Regions from separate parts of the Mus musculus genome. Here region 1 is linked to region 2. The links are chromatin loops, found by intact Hi-C in ENCODE. Cell type or tissue: heart. All regions are shown on one strand. Links, peaks and the distances in the headings refer to the core of each region. The heading gives the core; the rest is flanking DNA.

Region 1 (8,330 bases), core at 320-8,319, 170 kb after region 2:
ATTTCTTAAAACCCCAATTTCTTTACAAATCTCAACACTTTAAAAGTCCAAAGTCTCTAAGTGAGCTATAAAAATCAAAACCAAGTTATATACTCAGGGCCATAACAAATAATCACACCAAAGGGGGGGGGGGGTCAAAATCCAGCTAAGAAAACACAAAATATTGTAGTTTGTGTGCCCAGCATCTGCAACCTTGAATGTAAGGTTCTGGACTCCCAAGGGCTTACGTAGCAAAGTCTTTAAAAGAATGGTTAGTCTTATACCTTAAATATGGTAATGTAGATTTATGAGACATAACCACTGACATCTCAATAGATACTACATTTCATTATAAAGAAATGGCAAACAAAAAAAACAAAACAAGAAAACAAAACAAATTAAAAGCCGGGCAGTGGTGGCCCACGGCTTTAATCCCAGCACTTGGGAGGCAGAGGAAGGCGGATTTCTGAGTTCGAGGCCAGCCTGGTCTACAGAGTGAGTTCCAGGACAGCCAGAGCTACACAGAGAAACCCTGTCTCAAAAAAAAAAAAAAAAAAAACCAAAAAAAGAAATAGGAGAAAACACAGTATCTGCTTTCTATATGCACAAACATGTTTTTAACAGGACAAAAACGTCAGTTACAGACCTCTTTTCTGTAAGGTCACATGGCCACCGTTGGTATTCACAACTGCCTTCCTGTACTACCTATTCTGTATTTCCTCCACCCTCAGCAAGCACATTAGTGAGTCTTGGTTCTTTACCTGGAGTTAGGGAGACCCATATCTTCATTACTGAAGGATCTGGGCAATCTAATCATCCTGTCTGGGTTGGGCTGTTGTAGTTTCCCAGAGTTTAATCACAGGACATGGAACACAAAAGAGATGCCCTGAAGACACATCCCTGTATGTTGGGTTTCCCTAATGCTTATGCATGTCCACAATACCTGCAGATACAAAATCTTACGATGAGTTAAGTCATTTCTCTCTTTTTCAAATCTTAATTTTTGAATATGAATGTTTTGAACTTCCAGTGTTGTGTATCCATCAGATAAGACTGCTGCTCAGACATGAGTTTAAGCCAATACAAACTCTCTTAGCTGACCAGTAACCTTGCTGGGTGTTCAGAATCCCAGCGTAGCCCAAAGTCTTACTCAGGGCGAGTTAAGCACGGACAACAATCTGGGTTGACATACTTCAGTTGAGCTGGGTGACTACATTTAGAAACTATGAAGTATGTATGGCCTTTGATGGCCGTGGTCATTGTTTTCATTTTACCAAGTGGTGCTGCTTGCTGAGTTTCATGGCCTGAATGGTACCACCATCAATGGAGTCTGTTGTGTTAACGTCCGGGATCCTGTTATGGAGGGTTGTGAGCTGTCACGTGAATTCTGAGAACTGAACCTGGATCCCCTGAAAGAACAAGTGCTTTTAAACACCGAGTCACTCCAGTCTGCTCAAGGCTCTTATATTAAGTGGCACAGTATTCACATGAAGTATTTTACTTGCAGGTTTTGCTGTTGGAGAGAGGATCTCACCTGATCCTTCAACATGGCCTTGAACTTGCAATCATGTCCCAGTTCCTAGATTACCCAAACTGCCTATAACCTGAAAGAATTCCGGGCAGGTTTCACACGGACATCTCACTCCAATGAATTCGGCTTGCAGCTAGGTTTTTGTTCCTCAGTACTGAGTGGTGGAATTAAAGGTGTGGACTACTACTTCCAGTTTACTTAGGTTTCCTTTTGCAGTACTACGGCCTCACAGGCGCTAGGCAGATACTTTACCACTGAACACCCCCAACCCTTTCTGGTTCTTCATTTGGTTGCTTTTTGGTAGTTGTGTTTTTGTTTGCTTTTGAGACAGGGTCTCAATATGTGAGGCTGGCCATCTTGGAACTATGAAGATCAAGCTAGCCTGGAATTCAGAGATCTGCCTCTGTACTGGGATTTAATCAAGTACTGGGATTAAAATGAGCACCACTATGACCAGCCAGTTTTGTATTTTTATTTATTTTTGGGAGAGGGTCTAAGTTGCTCAGGCACGCTCAACATAGATTTGAATTTTATCTGTGGCCCAGAATAGGCCTTAAAGTTTTGATTCTCCTGCCTCAACTGTCTGAATAGCTGTGATTGTGGGTCTGGTCTGTATTAATGAGGATCTTCTTGTTACTCTGGCTGGCCTGGGCTGATCCTCTTGCCTCAGCCTTCCAGTAACTGTGACTTTAGTTGAAAATGCCCATGACCTGACTGACTTCAGATACTTAAATTATCTCTGGAGTACTTATAGCACTAAATATGACGTTAACGACATAGCTGAAATGTGTAGAGAATGACAAGAAAAATACCTTGCATGTATTTAACACAAATTTTCAGAAGACACTTCATTGGCAGTCAGTTGAATCAAGAACAAATGTGTGCATTAAATGCGATCTGGCTTTTTCTCTTTCACTCTGCTGGATCTGGGGGAACTGAATTTAGGGCTTTCCTCGTGCTAGCCAAGTACTCTACCACCGTGCCAGCTAGTCTCCTTTTGCAGTTCTTGCAGATCGATGGATGAAACACCCTGAAAATAAGGGACTTGACTTCTCCCTTGGAACCCCCTTTGTCCTCTCTCAAAAGTTTGGAACTATTGCTCTAGAAATGCTAGTTTCTCTGAGACCCGTTTCCGGATGGTTAAGGATGGGTCTGACATTCTGGTTCACATTCTCGTTAAAACTCAAGCAGAAGAATTAGACCAACCGGAATCCCTTCTTAAACAACTGAACCGCTTTAGAGTGCTGTAGTCAGCTAAAAGCACACAAAACACGAGTCCTGGTCCAGGACGCATACGGTTCGTCCCGCAGCTGAATCCCTCCGGGGACTTCATCTCCTGTGGGCCCTAGCTGGTCCTGCAGCTTGGGGCAAATTTACAGCTCCCAACGAGGAAATCTGTGGACATCTATCATAAAGCAGCAATTGGGGCAGGTGACCTTTAGAGTCCGTCCCGCAGGGCTCTCCAGCCCCATGTCGGGAAGAGCTACCACAAGCTTCCAAGTCTCCGCAGACTGAGATCCACCCTCCCCAAGGCCCGTCCACGTGAGAATCACGTTGCACCCGCCTCGTGCTCCCCCCAGATCCACGGCCAGTCTCCTCAGCCACCCACCACACCATCGGAGGCCTCCAAAGTCACTGACCACAACGCCTCCCGCTAGTGTCTCGGCAGCGATTGGCGCGCGAACCTCCTCAAACTGGGACGGCGGCCGACACGTGACCAACGTGCTTAACCCGCGTTTGACAGTGGCTTTGGCTCCCGGCCCGCTGCCCGCGCTCCCTGTGCGCACGCGCGAGCTCCAATGGTCCTCCCGGCGACTGTTTCTAGGGCGGGCTTGCGCATGCGCCGCGCGACCCAAGTGGCCCTCAGGAGAAGGGGCCGGCGGCGGAGGCTCCGACGCGCATGCGCAGTAGCTGGATGCGGGCGTCGCTTGCCTCTTCCCCCTCCCCCTCTCTTTTCCCTCCGATTGGTTCGGAGGCGTCCATTCGAGTTACAAGATGGCGGCCCCGGGCGCTCTCTTCACCGTTCTGTAGCAGCTTCGGGCTGAGCGGATGTCTCTTCTTGTCCTCAGTGTCGGACTCAGAGACACACGGCTCCCGAGTTCTGCTGATCACGAAGTTCCCGGAGGCGCTCGACGCACCGGAATCTCCCAGCGGCCGCGACCGCCGCCTCGGCCCTGCTCGCCGCGGCGCCGGGACTCCAGCGTGATCGGCGGCGGCAGTCAAGGTAGGTGAGGGCCGGGCAGGCCAGGAGGGCGGGGCGGCGGCCGCCTTGGCGACGCGGCGGGCTGTTTGTGAAGCCGGACCGGGCCGGGCCTGCCGGGCGAGCCGCCTGGCAGTGGAAGGCTCGGCTGAGCGCGGGCCTCGGCCCCAGCGGAGGTAGGCGGCGGTGGCAGGGCCGCCCTGGCCCAACCCTGGCTGGCCTTCGCCCCTTACATGTCGTCTCCCCGGCTGTTCGGTCCCCCGGTGCCCTCACCGAGTTTCCAGGCCGTTGGTCACCCGGGTTCGTCCAGGGCCACTTTTGAGGTTTGGGCTTTTCCGGGGCGTTATAGTGACCTCGATCGGCTCCTGGTGTTTTCCTGTGAAAGTCATCTCTTGACCGCAGAGTTGTGCGGGTGCGCACACCGCAGGAAGCGGCCCGATCGTGAATAATTCACACACACACACACACACACACACACACACCATCACCATCCCCTGTCAACACACACACACACCCCGTCCCCCGGCAACTTCCTAGCTTCATATCTTAAAAGCATTTCGTGGAGCCATTTTACCCACAAACGCAGACATTTGGCAAAGTCTTCCGGGCAGCTGTTGTAAGTCATTTATTACAGGGATTAAATTTCCCCGGTAACATATTGGTAGAAGCTTATCTAGTACGTACGAGACCCTGGATCCTGTCCCCACCGCTTTAAAAGAAAAATAAAACAGAAAAGCTTTAATAACAACAATAATAGCTGGCAGATAAGTCTCAAGTGCCAGGCCTTGTTCCAGATAATTTGCAGAGTTGTGTTTAACTATGGAATGTGAAATAAGTAGGTATTTGGTGCTTTAAAAAAAAAAGTATGTATCTCCTATGTTGGCCTTGAACTTGTTCTATGGCTTAGACTGGCCTCAAACTGTCATCCTGCTTCAGCCTCCCTCTACCATCACCCGGGTTGGTGAAATGTGTTTTAAAAGTTTAGCCTATAGTAGTAGTTACTTTTCCCTCTACAGCTTTTGAGTTTTGGAGTAAAAATAGGGGTTATTTTTGTTACTATTTTGACAGGACACTTCCTCTGTTTGAGGCACTCTTCTAAGCTATGCCATCTTAGTTTTCATAGCAGTCCCTCTGTCCCACAGATAATCATTCGCCAAACCCGATTGCCCAGGCTCGCTCAGCTTGTCCTGGAAGCTAGCAATAGCATCTTGTATTTTCTCAAATAAGTAATGCCTCGGACCACTGAATCAACAACAGATCTATGAGCCAGGTAGGTTTGGGACATTTTAGAGTCATCAGGAAACAAAACTAGAATTCCTGGCCTCTGACTCATCTGAGTAAAGTGTGAAATGGCAGCGGCAGCATTCGTTTGTTTTAGTCTGTCAGGTACTCTTTAGTTTCAAGTCTGAGCTAGACAGTTTAAATGCGTTTCCCACTATTCCTTTTGTCCACATCTTAAAACAGTAAATCTAGCAGGGTCACTGCTTACCTCTTTTGCCCTCTGGTGGTGATGTTAGGTAATGATTAGAAAAATTTCCCTAGGGATCCAGAGACCTCACCTGTGAACAGTTCTGTAAAGAACGCTATTTCTGATAAGATTAATTTTGCAGCGGTTTGGGAGAGGAGTTAAAAAGAGACGGTTCCCAGTTACTGATATTTATTAAAACTCATGCTGTATATTTTAGAATCTTCATTTTTAAAATCATTCATTCTGTAATCAGAAAACGTGCCTGTAAGAGAAAAATGTAAAAGGTTGGAATGTTTCGAAAGCTGGAGCCCTGCACGTCAGATATTGGAAGGCTTTGGAATTTATGATTTCAAACTTACTCTGTAGTTGCTAATCTGCTGTAGAGCATTAAGCGATGGGTAAGTTTGTATCTAATGACTGTTCCAGGCCTACTCTGGTGGGATGTTGTGCTGAGGGTAAATGAATGGAGAAAGTATCAGGAAGGAGTACCTACTGCCAGCCTGGGCAAGTACCCTCGCTGCTAAAGCTGCTCTGAAGAGATGAAACAGTGCTTAGAACAAAACCCTCCAAGCTCCTGTCTCTCTCTCTGTCTCTCTGTCTCTCTCTCTGTCTCTCTCTCTGTCTCTCTCTCTGTCTCTCTCTCTGTCTCTCTCTCTCTCTCTCTCTCTCTCTGTGTGTGTGTACAGTGCCTGTGCAGGACAGTAGAGGGCACTAGATCCCCTGTAACTCCCAACAGGAATATGAGCTGCCTGACATGGGTGCTGGAACTGACTTGGGTCCTTTGCAAGAGTAATAATGTGTGCTCTTAACTGCTGGGCTATTATCTCCCTAGCCCCTGTTATTGCTATTTCTAAAAGGCAAGGCATTTTTTTTCTGGAAACAGGTTTTCTCTGTGTAGCCCTGGCTGTCCTAGAACTTATTCTGTAGACTAGCCTGGCCTTAAACTCACAGAGATCCACCTACCTCTATCTCCTGAGTCCTGGGGTTAAAGGTGTATGCCACCTTGCCTGGCTCTTGTTACTACCACTACTACTGCTGCTGCTGCTATTATTATTATTATTAATTTGTGCTTGCTCACCCGTGGAAGCCAGAAAAGTTAGTTAGATACCCCAAGAGTTGGAGTTACAGGTACTTGGGAGCTGCTGTTGGGTATTCGGAATCCAACACTAACTTCACGAGAGCAGTGTGCTTTCTCGCCTGTCCGGTCATCTCTCCAGCCTTGATGCTGTATATTTGAAGCAATTTATATTATCAGTTGCAACCACATCCATAGCACCTAAATTTTTAAATTTGTAATGTCTTAGCTTTGCACAATTAATTTGCTTAATTCAGGCAATTAATTGTTAATTGGGAGCCATTTCTATTAATTGTAGCCTTGAGAAAACTACTCATGTTGCAAAAGTATTTCTCAGGCATTATTAAAATCCTTACCCAAGAATAAACTTCTGAATCATCTTTATATTTTAAATATTAAGAGTGCTCATGGCTCTCTTGCTGTCTCTTGCTCTTTCCCTTCCCCCCCTCCCATGTGCTCCTGGCCAGCCTCTCTTCCTCTCTTCCTCTCTCTCTCTCTCTCTCTCTCTCTCTCTCTCTCTCCTTTTCTCTGCCTCTACTACCCTCTCGACTCCCCTCCCCATGTCCTGAATAAACCCTATTCTATACTTAAAAAAAAAAAAAGAATGCTTATGGCAAGGATATTTGCATTGACATAAGGACTTTACGTACAATATACTACTTAAATACTATAGCTCTTGCAAGATCAATAGATGTTTGGCAAGGTAAGTGGAAAAAAATATAGATGTTTGTCTTAATTTTGTGAATGGAGTTGGTTTCCTGTTGAAAGAGAGGGCTGGTGTCCCTCAGGTGTCTTTGCCTGCTCTGTAGCCCTGTGTTGAGGATTTGATGCTGGAGGCCCATGGCCGCGGTGAAGCTCTCACTACAGCGCTTTTTTTCCATCAGCACCAGGGGTATGCTCACCACATTTTATGCTGGACTAGGATTTTTTTAATTACTTGTAATAAAAATTTTTAATTAAAAAAGTAAAATTAACTTCCCCGAACTTCATATTTTCCTGAATTTCTTACTGTGTTTCCTTCCCTTTGAGCCAAACCCTCTAAGTCTCATTTGCTTAAAATCTGTTAATTGCTTTTTCTTATACGTCTCTATTTTGTGGTTTTATTACACAATAAGTGAAAACTGCAACAAAAATGTATTTGTAACAGTTACTCTGGTGTAGAAAAGCAAACATCTTATTTCTGTTTCCTGTCATCTAGGTTCACAAAAATGGCGAAGAGAGTTGCGGAGAAGGAGTTGACTGACAGGAACTGGGATGAGGAAGACGAAGTTGAAGAGGTACAGAGCCGCTCCCTTTGTCTCTTGCTGTCTGTGTCTCAGCTCATGTTACTTTTCTTGGTGAAGACTATGCTAGAACTTAAAAACCTTCAAGAAAACACAGCGGGAGAGGTTTGGTTCCTGGTGAGCTGTGGGTGTTTGCTGTACTGTAGCAATGTGTTCTTTGTGTGTGAGCATGCTGTTCTGTTAGTGTGCGTTTGTCATTAGTCTGTAGAAGCAAGAGTCACCCGCAGCATCCTCTGCTGTGTTTCGAGTGGTCTAGTCATGACTAGGAGGCAGGTTACAGGAGCTCGCCAGCTGCAGTTCTTACCTCGGTCAGCTCCCTACGGTCCCTCACTCCAGTGTTTCTCATACTTCACTGTTAGCTGTTCTGATGCTAAGTCTGTGCCCGGCAATTGCACTGATTTCATAGAATTTACATCAGTGTCATTTTTTACCAGCAAAAAGTAAAGTTGTCTTCTGTGAGGAAACTTTGCATATCTAGGTCTCTTGAACAGGTTGATAGTCCTAGGCCAGTCCACTAGGCAGAGTCATCGCAAAGCTAACTCCAGCTCTGAAGCACACAGGGAAGGGAAGAAGGCGGCAAGGAGTAGTGCTCTGCAGCTGTATTTGCAGGCTGGTGTCTTCCTTTTTGGTACTGATAGATGCTGATATGTTTGGGGACCAAAGCACTGATGTTATTGTTTTTACAGAACCGTTAGCTGACTTGGTCTTTTTTTTTCTTTTCTTTTTTTTTTTTTAAGATTTATTATTATATCTAAGTACACTGTAGCTGTCTTCAGATGCACTAGAAGAGGGTG
Region 2 (8,330 bases), core at 58-8,057:
CGCGCACAGCAGCAGTCTATTATCAAATGGAAGTGGTATATACGTGATCGGGCCAGAGCAGGTCCTGAAGGCACAAGCAAGTTACATGAAGAAGTTGCTCAAATGCCTATGGTTTCTATTCCTGTTACAATGCCATCTGCTGCCAAGCATGCACCTATAGCCTCATGGGGTGTTCCCTATGATCAACTGACCGAAGAGGAGAAGACTAGAGCCTGGTTTACTGATGGCTCTGCACGTTATGCAGGCACCACCCAGAAGTGGACAGCTGCAGCATTACAACCCCTTTCTGGGACAACCTTGAAAGACACAGGTGAAGGGAAATCTTCACAGTGGGCAGAACTTCGGGCAGTACACATGGTATTACAGTTTGTTTGCAAGAAGAAATGGCCAGATGTACGATTATTCACTGACTCATGGGCTGTAGCCAATGGATTGGCTGGATGGTCAGGGACTTGGAAAGATCACAATTGGAAAATTGGTGAGAAAGACATCTGGGGAAGAAGTATGTGGATAGATCTCTCCAAATGGGCAAAGGATGTGAAGATATTTGTGTCCCATGTAAATGCTCACCAAAAGGTGACTTCAGCCGAGGAGGAGTTCAATAATCAAGTGGATAAGATGACCCGTTCTGTGGACAGTCAGCCTCTCTCCCCAGCCATCCCTGTCATTGCTCAATGGGCACATGAACAAAGTGGCCATGGTGGTCGAGATGGAGGTTATGCTTGGGCTCAGCAACATGGGCTTCCACTCACCAAGGCTGACCTGGCTACAGCTGCTGCTGATTGCCAGATCTGCCAACAGCAGAAACCAACACTGAGCCCCAGATATGGCACCATTCCTCGAGGTGACCAGCCAGCAACCTGGTGGCAGGTTGACTACATTGGACCACTTCCTTCGTGGAAAGGACAGCGTTTTGTTCTTACTGGAGTAGATACTTATTCTGGTTATGGATTTGCCTTTCCTGCACGTAATGCCTCTGCTAAAACCACCATTCACGGACTGACAGAATGCCTCATCTATCGTCATGGTATTCCACACAGTATTGCTTCTGACCAAGGAACTCATTTCACAGCCAGAGAAGTACGACAGTGGGCTCACGATCATGGAATTCACTGGTCTTACCACATTCCCCATCATCCTGAAGCAGCTGGGCTGATAGAAAGATGGAATGGCCTTTTGAAGACGCAGTTACAGCGCCAATTAGGTGGTAACAGCTTGGAAGGCTGGGGCAGAGTTCTTCAGAAGGCAGTATATGCTTTGAATCAGCGCTCGATATATGGTACAGTTTCACCCATAGCCAGGATTCATGGGTCCAGGAATCAAGGGGTGGAAAACGGAATAGTTCCACTTACTATCACTCCTAGTGACCCTCTAGGAAAATTTTTGCTTCCTGTCCCCATAACTCTAGGTTCTGCTGGCTTAGAAGTTTTGGCTCCAGAGAGGGGAGTGCTCCTACCAGGAGCTACAACAAACATTTCATTGAACTGGAAGCTCAGACTTCCCCCTGGTCATTTTGGGCTTCTAATGCCCTTAAACCAACAGGCTAAAAAAGGAATAACAGTGTTAGGAGGGGTGATAGATCCAGATTACCATGGGGAAATTGGATTACCTCTTCACAATGGTGGTAAGCAAGATTATGTCTGGAGTGCAGGAGATCCCTTAGGGCGTCTCTTAGTACTACCATGTCCTGTGATTAAAGTCAATGGGAAACTACAACAGCCTAATCCAAGCAGGATGACAAAGGACGCAGACCCATCAGGAATGAAGGTATGGGTCAATCCTCCAGGAAAAGAGCCAAGACCTGCTGAGGTGCTGGCTGAAGGTGAAGGAAATACAGAATGGGTAGTAGAGGAAGGTAGTTATAAATACCAATTAAGGCCACGTAACCAGTTGCAGAAACGAGGATTATAAAGTAATATGAATGCCCATTGTAAATTTACTAATGCGTTTGCGATTGTACGAGGGATAGTTATATCATGTTAGGCGTATTTACAACCTTGTTATTGTTTCATGTGAACATGAGATATTATTTGTGTCAAGTTGACAAGGGGTGGATTGTAGTGGCTATTCCTGGTTGTCAACTTGACAATATTTGGAATGAACTACAATCCGGAATTGGAAGGCTCACCAGTGACCCTTATCTGGAGGCTTGGAGATCCTTATCTGGATCTTGGTTTGAAGATCTTGAGCCATAGTGGCTATGGATTCCAGAAGATTGAATCTCCGAGTTAAGGAACACACCTTTAATCTGGGCTATGCCTTTCATCTGGGATTAAAGGTGTGGTGGAACACACCTTTAATCTGGGCTACACCTTTTGCTGGAGACAATATAAGGACATTGGAAGAAGGGAGTCTAGCTCTTGCTCTTGCTCCTTCGCCTGCTTGCTGCGTGAGACTGAGTAACTGCTAGATCCTTGGACTTCCATTCACAGCTGCGACTGAACAATTGTTGGGAATTGAGCTGCCGACTGTAAGTCATCAATAAATTCCTTTATTATCTAGAGACTATCCATACGTTCTGTGACTCTAGAGAACCCTGACTAATACACATGGGGACTTCTGTCAGCTCTTTCCAAGTCAGGATTCTTTCTCATTGGCTAATGATTTCTCTGCCAGTATCAGGAATTGCTACAAGGGACTGTAAGACCTGCCTCTTCGGGGACCCCTGGGGCATCTTCATTTCCTCTCCATTTAGCCACAAGCATCAGGCACAAACTGCACCCAGCCACATGGTGAGTGGGTGAGCTTTATTCAGGCGGGTAGGGACACTCAGGCGAGGGAACGTATTCAGAGAGGAAGTGACAGCATCCTTCCTGGTCAGCCAGGAGGACTCAGGAAGAGAGGGCACACACATAGTGAGTGGTCACATGGCCCTCAAAACCTTTTGCTGCCTCCTCCTCCTCTTCTGTCATATCCTCCTGACCCTTCCCATTTGTTGATATCTACCTACAGTGGCTCAAAAGTCCACAGCCAAAAGGAACGTTCATGTTGTGCCCTGTGTATAGGTGAGAATGCAGGACAGAGACAAGGGCGGGCATCACATCCTTTCTCCCCACTCCCCTCTGACTTCAGCAGCCCAGCCCACCAAGTCACCAAGTGCATGGAAAACTCCAGTCTTCCTGCATCCCCCACCTCCTACCTATCCTCCTTGAGGGTTCAGTTCTCGAGTCTCCATCACTCAGACGCAGTCACACTGTTGGTATCAGATCCCTCTTCACTGGACAATGAGCGACCCTAAAGGTCATTCAGGTCCCAGAGCCTGCAAATCGGTCACGTTCCACAGCACAGGAGTTATGCCGACAAGATTAAGCTGAGGAGTTGCAAACAGAAGACACTTGGAATGTTCTCCAGGCGAGAGGTGAACAATGGGGTCCTTAGAGTAGCCTTTCCCAGCACTGTAGGGGAAGAAGCTTAAAGGGGCCGTGCTGCTGGCTTCGAGGATGGAAGCAGGAGTCCCACACAAAGGGTCGCAGGCACCTTTAAGAACTAGAAGAATTAAGGGGGCCACAGCCCTGCCCGCCCATGGTCTTCCCCACTGACCTGGACCCCATGGAGGGTATGCTGGTGCCATTTCAAGCTGTTTCTTTTGCTCCGGGTCCCTGACAGCTGCCTGGGGACCACCCATCTATAACCTAGGACCCCAGGACCCCACCAGTACATGTTCTTGAATGTCTGCCTGCATTGATGTGTGTGCTTACGCTACACATTCCTATTCAGTGTGTATGTTCATTTGCATTCACAGAAGCACACACACACACACACACACACACACACATGCACACACTCCATCAGTGGCTCCTGGAAAGTGCTGCGACCTTGCCTCACCTCACCTCAAGTCCCATCCCACACTTCACCTGGCCTATAGTTCAACGTGCCTTCCCCACAGCCCTCATGTTCTATGGAACGTAGCATGCACCACCATGCCTGGTTTGTTCTAGAATATTTTTAACTCTCCTTTGGGGGTTGAATTATCAAGTCACCTTATGTTATACACCAAACCATCTTATGTCTTTCAGCCATGCCTTCTCTACCTCTAAACAGGGGAGGTCAGTGCTCAGAGAGGTCATACAGCTTCCATAGGTCACACAGCTTGTGAAGGACTCTGGACTGGGATCTAAGGACAGAATGAAACCTGAACACAGGATGAAGTGTGTACTCACACACACTTGAACTTGGATCCTGAGCACTGTCCCGACTCTTCCAGCAGCTGTGGGTGTGGCACAAGTCTTGCCCTATGCCTGTGCTGGCATTCCTGACTGAGCTGCTCAAGGCCCTTCCGCCAGTGTAAAAGGCCAGATGGGTCATGTCTACTTACCCTCGCTAATCCTAGGGTCCAGCGGGTGCCTGGCTTAAAAGCAATCGTCAGACAGCTACAGAGAGAAAGGTGGTGTGTGGCTCCTGAGTGGGCAGGTGTGACATGGGAGGTCCCCAGAGTGCTGAAGCAGATGTTACTGTCTAGAAAGTTCCACAGGACAGCTAGGTCCTTAGTAGGCTCAGTGGGCTCTTCCTGTCCATACACACAAAAAAAACCATTAATAGCACTTCATACCCCAGAGGAAACCTTAATGTCCCCAGAGCAGAGGCAAAACTGTCCCCGAGTTGTCTGTTATCTGAACAGATAGGTGAGGATGCCCCATAAGACCTGTCCCAACCCTTTCCTCAGGGCCTAGGGCCTGCATTCTTTCCCCAGATAAGGCTCCCTGGCTCCCTTGCTCATGGCTGGAATCTGGCCCCCAGGTCTGATCCACTCTTGTCCACAAGAGGGAGCCAGTGCACAGGCCTTGACCTCCCTTGGGGTGTGGGAACTGTTTTAGGTTGGACCCGGAATTCTACTCCACTCACAGGGGTGTCCCATCTATCAGATCCCCTGTGGTCTTGTTTTGTTTGAGCAGCGGTAAGTTAGATAATCTTAATTTCATATTATCTACAATGTGGAGCACACATGGGTTGTTTTAACTGCAGCAGAATCTGGCACTGCTGAGCACAGAACTTGCCTTTTCTCATCATTGCAATGTCTACTTACAATGGTTCAAGTTCACAGTCTGTATCAGTGGGACCCAGGCCTTGGCAGATCACCAGCCTTATCCTGGACCCCTGGGAGAGAATAGAAAGGCTGGCAGAGGCCATGTCTCCCCATGGCCTGAAGCATCCCTGGAGAGTCTCCCAAGGTCCCTGCCCTTTGGTCTGTCAGGGAGAGGAGATGGCCCAACACAAAACAATTACTCATCTCGGACCATAGTGACTTCAGACATGCAGGCTCGGCTCACTGGTCCTCTGAGCTGGCACATAGTTATGGTCAGTATCAAAGTCAACCTGGCAGTATGGAGAATCACATGGGAGAGGGGTCTCTGGGCATGTCTGTGAGCAGTTATCCTATTAATTGAAGCGGGAAGACCTGTACCATGTGGGTGGGACCATTCCCCTGGCAGCAGATCCTGGGTTGTATAAAGAGAGAAAGGAACTGAGCAGTGGTATACGTGTGTGCATCGTCTGCTGGCCTGGACATAGATGACCTGCTGCTTCGAGCACCTCCTACGTTGACATCACTGCCATGATGGGAGTGTTGCTTGAACTTTGAGCTGAAATAAGTCCTTTCCCCCTTAAGTTGTCTTTGTGCAGTATGTAAATTCACAACCAGTTCAAAGTAGAGGCATAATTATTTTATGCATGCGAGCCTCTAGGGCCTGTGGCATATTCTGGGTGTCAGTGCATGCTCTGTCTTTTGTTTGTTTGTTTGTTTGTTTGGGGAGGGGGAGGTTCAAGACGAGGTTTGTCTGGGTAACAGCCTGGCTGTCCTGGAACTCTGTAGACCTGGCTGGCCTTGAATTTACAGAGAACCACTTGCCCCTGCTTTCTGAGTGCTGGGATTAGAGACCTGCCCCCTCAACATTTTATTCTCTTGCTTCTCCTTCCTCAGTCACAAGTTTGGGAAAAAAGTCACCTACTGCAGCAACCTGCGTGAGCTCCGAGAACACCTTCAGTGCGACCAGCTGCTCATCCCCCCGGAAGTAGTGCGGTGAGGGCCCGCCCCCGCCCCCGCCCCGCCCCGCCCCTGCCCCGCATGGCTCTGGGGTCCGGTATCCACGTACATACATGAGGGAGAGCAAACCACGAAGGCTGCATACAGTACAAGTACAAACTGATTAAAAACACATCCAGGCACGGGTTTGCCGTTCTGCTTCTGAGCCGGATATGAAAGGGGTTCCCTGGTGTGCTGGTGAGCCGTGTGTGGAATGAAATGTTCTAGGAGTGGCAGGCGCGGGGGATTCGGGAAGACAGCTAGCGGGCGTTTCATTCAGCTCCTGCTGAATGCCCCACTGAGTGTCTGGCAAGCCGGAACGCAGGGTCAATGAGCAGAAACTCCGTGGCTTCAGGCCTGTGCCAGGCAGGCCAGCTCCAGTGAAGCTCCTGAGCCTGGTCTTCACTTCTCTCTGAGGATGCGGCGCCCTGCCCCGGGATGCCTGAAACTTACAGAGGTAGAATATGTGGGTTTCCTATTGATGCGGATGGGGCTTAGTCTCCACATAGCACTTGGAGATGACTTCTATGGCTAAAAGGCTGTCCCCCTGTGAGGTGACACTCTCCTGTTGTGTCCATAGGTATGACGAGAAACTGCAAAACCTGCACAAAGGTCAACCGCCCCCGCCCACCAAGACACCGCCACCTCGGCCGCCTCTGCCCACCCAGCAGTTTGGCGTCAGCCTGCAATAGTAAGTAAAGGAGAGATACTCTGCCCTCCTGAGCAGTGGGACCCCTCTCTGTCCAAAGAGGTTACCCCAGGCCTCTGCCTCCTGCCTACAGGAGAGATAAAGGTTCAAGTCCCCTCTGAGGTGGAGTGGCCGCTGCTCCATGTGTACCTGGGCAGAGGACAAGAGCTTTTCGGCCACCCTTCAGTTCTGGCTCCCTGCTCTTTGGGCCTTTCCTGTCATCTTCCAAGTGAGACATGCTCGAGGGACTTTGATCTTTGGTGGATCTGTCATTTCCTACCTGTTTACCAGGCCAGCTTCATTCACGTGCATCTTGGGCCCCTCCCCCAGAAGCCTTCCCCAGTATCCCATCACAGCATCCCCAGTCCAGGTTCTTATGTGCCCCACCCTCTGGGTCATGAGTTTGTCCCTCTTTGGGTCTCATGCCCTGGTAGTAGACCTGGCCGACATAAATCCAAGGCGATGTTTTATCCTAAAGAAGCTGAAGCGGTCAGGCCACCCACAGCACACTCGGGAAGAGCTGGACACTTCAGTTGCTTTGTGTGAGAGACCCGCACGAGGTTTGATTTTAGGTCCACGAGGAGCTGGGCACCCTGGGAAGAGTTTAAGGGAAATCTGTTGGGGATGTAAGTTTGTCCCTGTGCTTCCTGGGCTACCAGGACAGGATTCCTCTTGTCCTCTTGTAGACGCTGGGATAAGACCCATCCAAATGCTCTCACGGTCTGCAGTGCATGTGTAGAAAACAAAATATGCCCAGTGGATGTCACATCCTAACCTCCCCAGTACCTGTGGCTGCAACTGGCTGGCAGGAAGGATTTTGCAGATGTGAGCAGCGTCTTGAGATGGGAGCTAACTGGGACACTTTGGTGAGCCCAGGGTAGCCCCTTGGGTTATATAAGCAAGAGTCTGTAAAGCTGCAAAAACAAAGAGAATATCCCAGAGCCTCCAGGTCCTCCCCCACCCCACACACACACCTATTCTAGACTGTAAGGTAAATCAGGGTATTGTTTTAAGCTAATTAGTGATGACAGCCATCGGGAAGCATCCTGAGGTGGTGAGGTGGCTGTCACATGCTTCTGTACCTGTCAGCTAGGGAGGTGTGATAAAGCAGTGTTCTCTGAGTGGATGGAGCAGGATGCGTCCCCAGGGGAGCACCTTGGGATATCACAAAGAGGACTGCTGTTCCTCCGAGTATCTCCCTGGATCTCCACTGTCTGATGGAGTTTTCTGTTGTGACGGGCGTGGTCTGCTGGACCAACTCCAGGTTGAGTGAGCACATGGCTACTTCCTGTCTTAACAGCTTCAGTAGCACCTGTGCCTGCTCCTGGGTCACACAGTACCTCCCCACCCAGCCACACGTTCTCAGAGAGAAAAATGCAGTAAATGGTGAAATAGTCCCCCTCCCCCCCAAACTAGAACACAAACTTGCCACTAAAGAGTACTTCCTTTTCATGGGTTATGAAAGTTTGCTGCTGTAACTCCCTGGTGGTCCACACATCATAGATGCTACGCTACCCCAAAGGCAGGGGAGAGCAGGTGCCTGCAGTAACTACAATGCCCTCTAGGGGTCGCTGGTGAGAGCTCATCACTGCGGCACCAGGCCATCAAGAGACAAATTTTCAC

The links. A loop is a pair of places that touch in the nucleus more often than their neighbours do. Peaks named below come from ENCODE experiments on the same cell type or tissue, not always from the same donor. Only the 100,000 strongest peaks of a DNase experiment are listed, where the experiment ranks them.
Region 1: a loop joins it to region 2, with 2.5 times the contacts of the local background. A loop is called at or near these places in 14 of 42 quality-filtered maps.

The regions. Positions count from the first base shown.
Region 1 is chr15:84,919,917-84,928,246 of GRCm38, forward strand. Nup50 (nucleoporin 50) reads left to right here and starts at 3,512. Exons shown (of 8, transcript NM_016714.2): 1 at 3,512-3,734; 2 at 7,452-7,530. The coding sequence starts at 7,462. In heart, for the core only: CTCF peaks have their summits at 5,220 (motif pointing left) and 5,895 (motif pointing right); a DNase peak (open chromatin) is centred at 3,265; H3K4me3 peaks cover 3,842 bases; H3K27ac peaks cover 2,478 bases.
Region 2 is chr15:84,750,421-84,758,750 of GRCm38, forward strand. Arhgap8 (Rho GTPase activating protein 8) reads left to right here. Exons shown (of 12, transcript NM_001164628.1): 6 at 5,918-6,016; 7 at 6,600-6,710. Among named protein-coding and RNA genes, the nearest start is that of Gm20556, 34 kb to the left of the region's middle. In heart, for the core only: a CTCF peak has its summit at 4,757 (motif pointing right); a DNase peak (open chromatin) is centred at 4,741; H3K4me3 peaks cover 959 bases; H3K27me3 peaks cover 2,088 bases.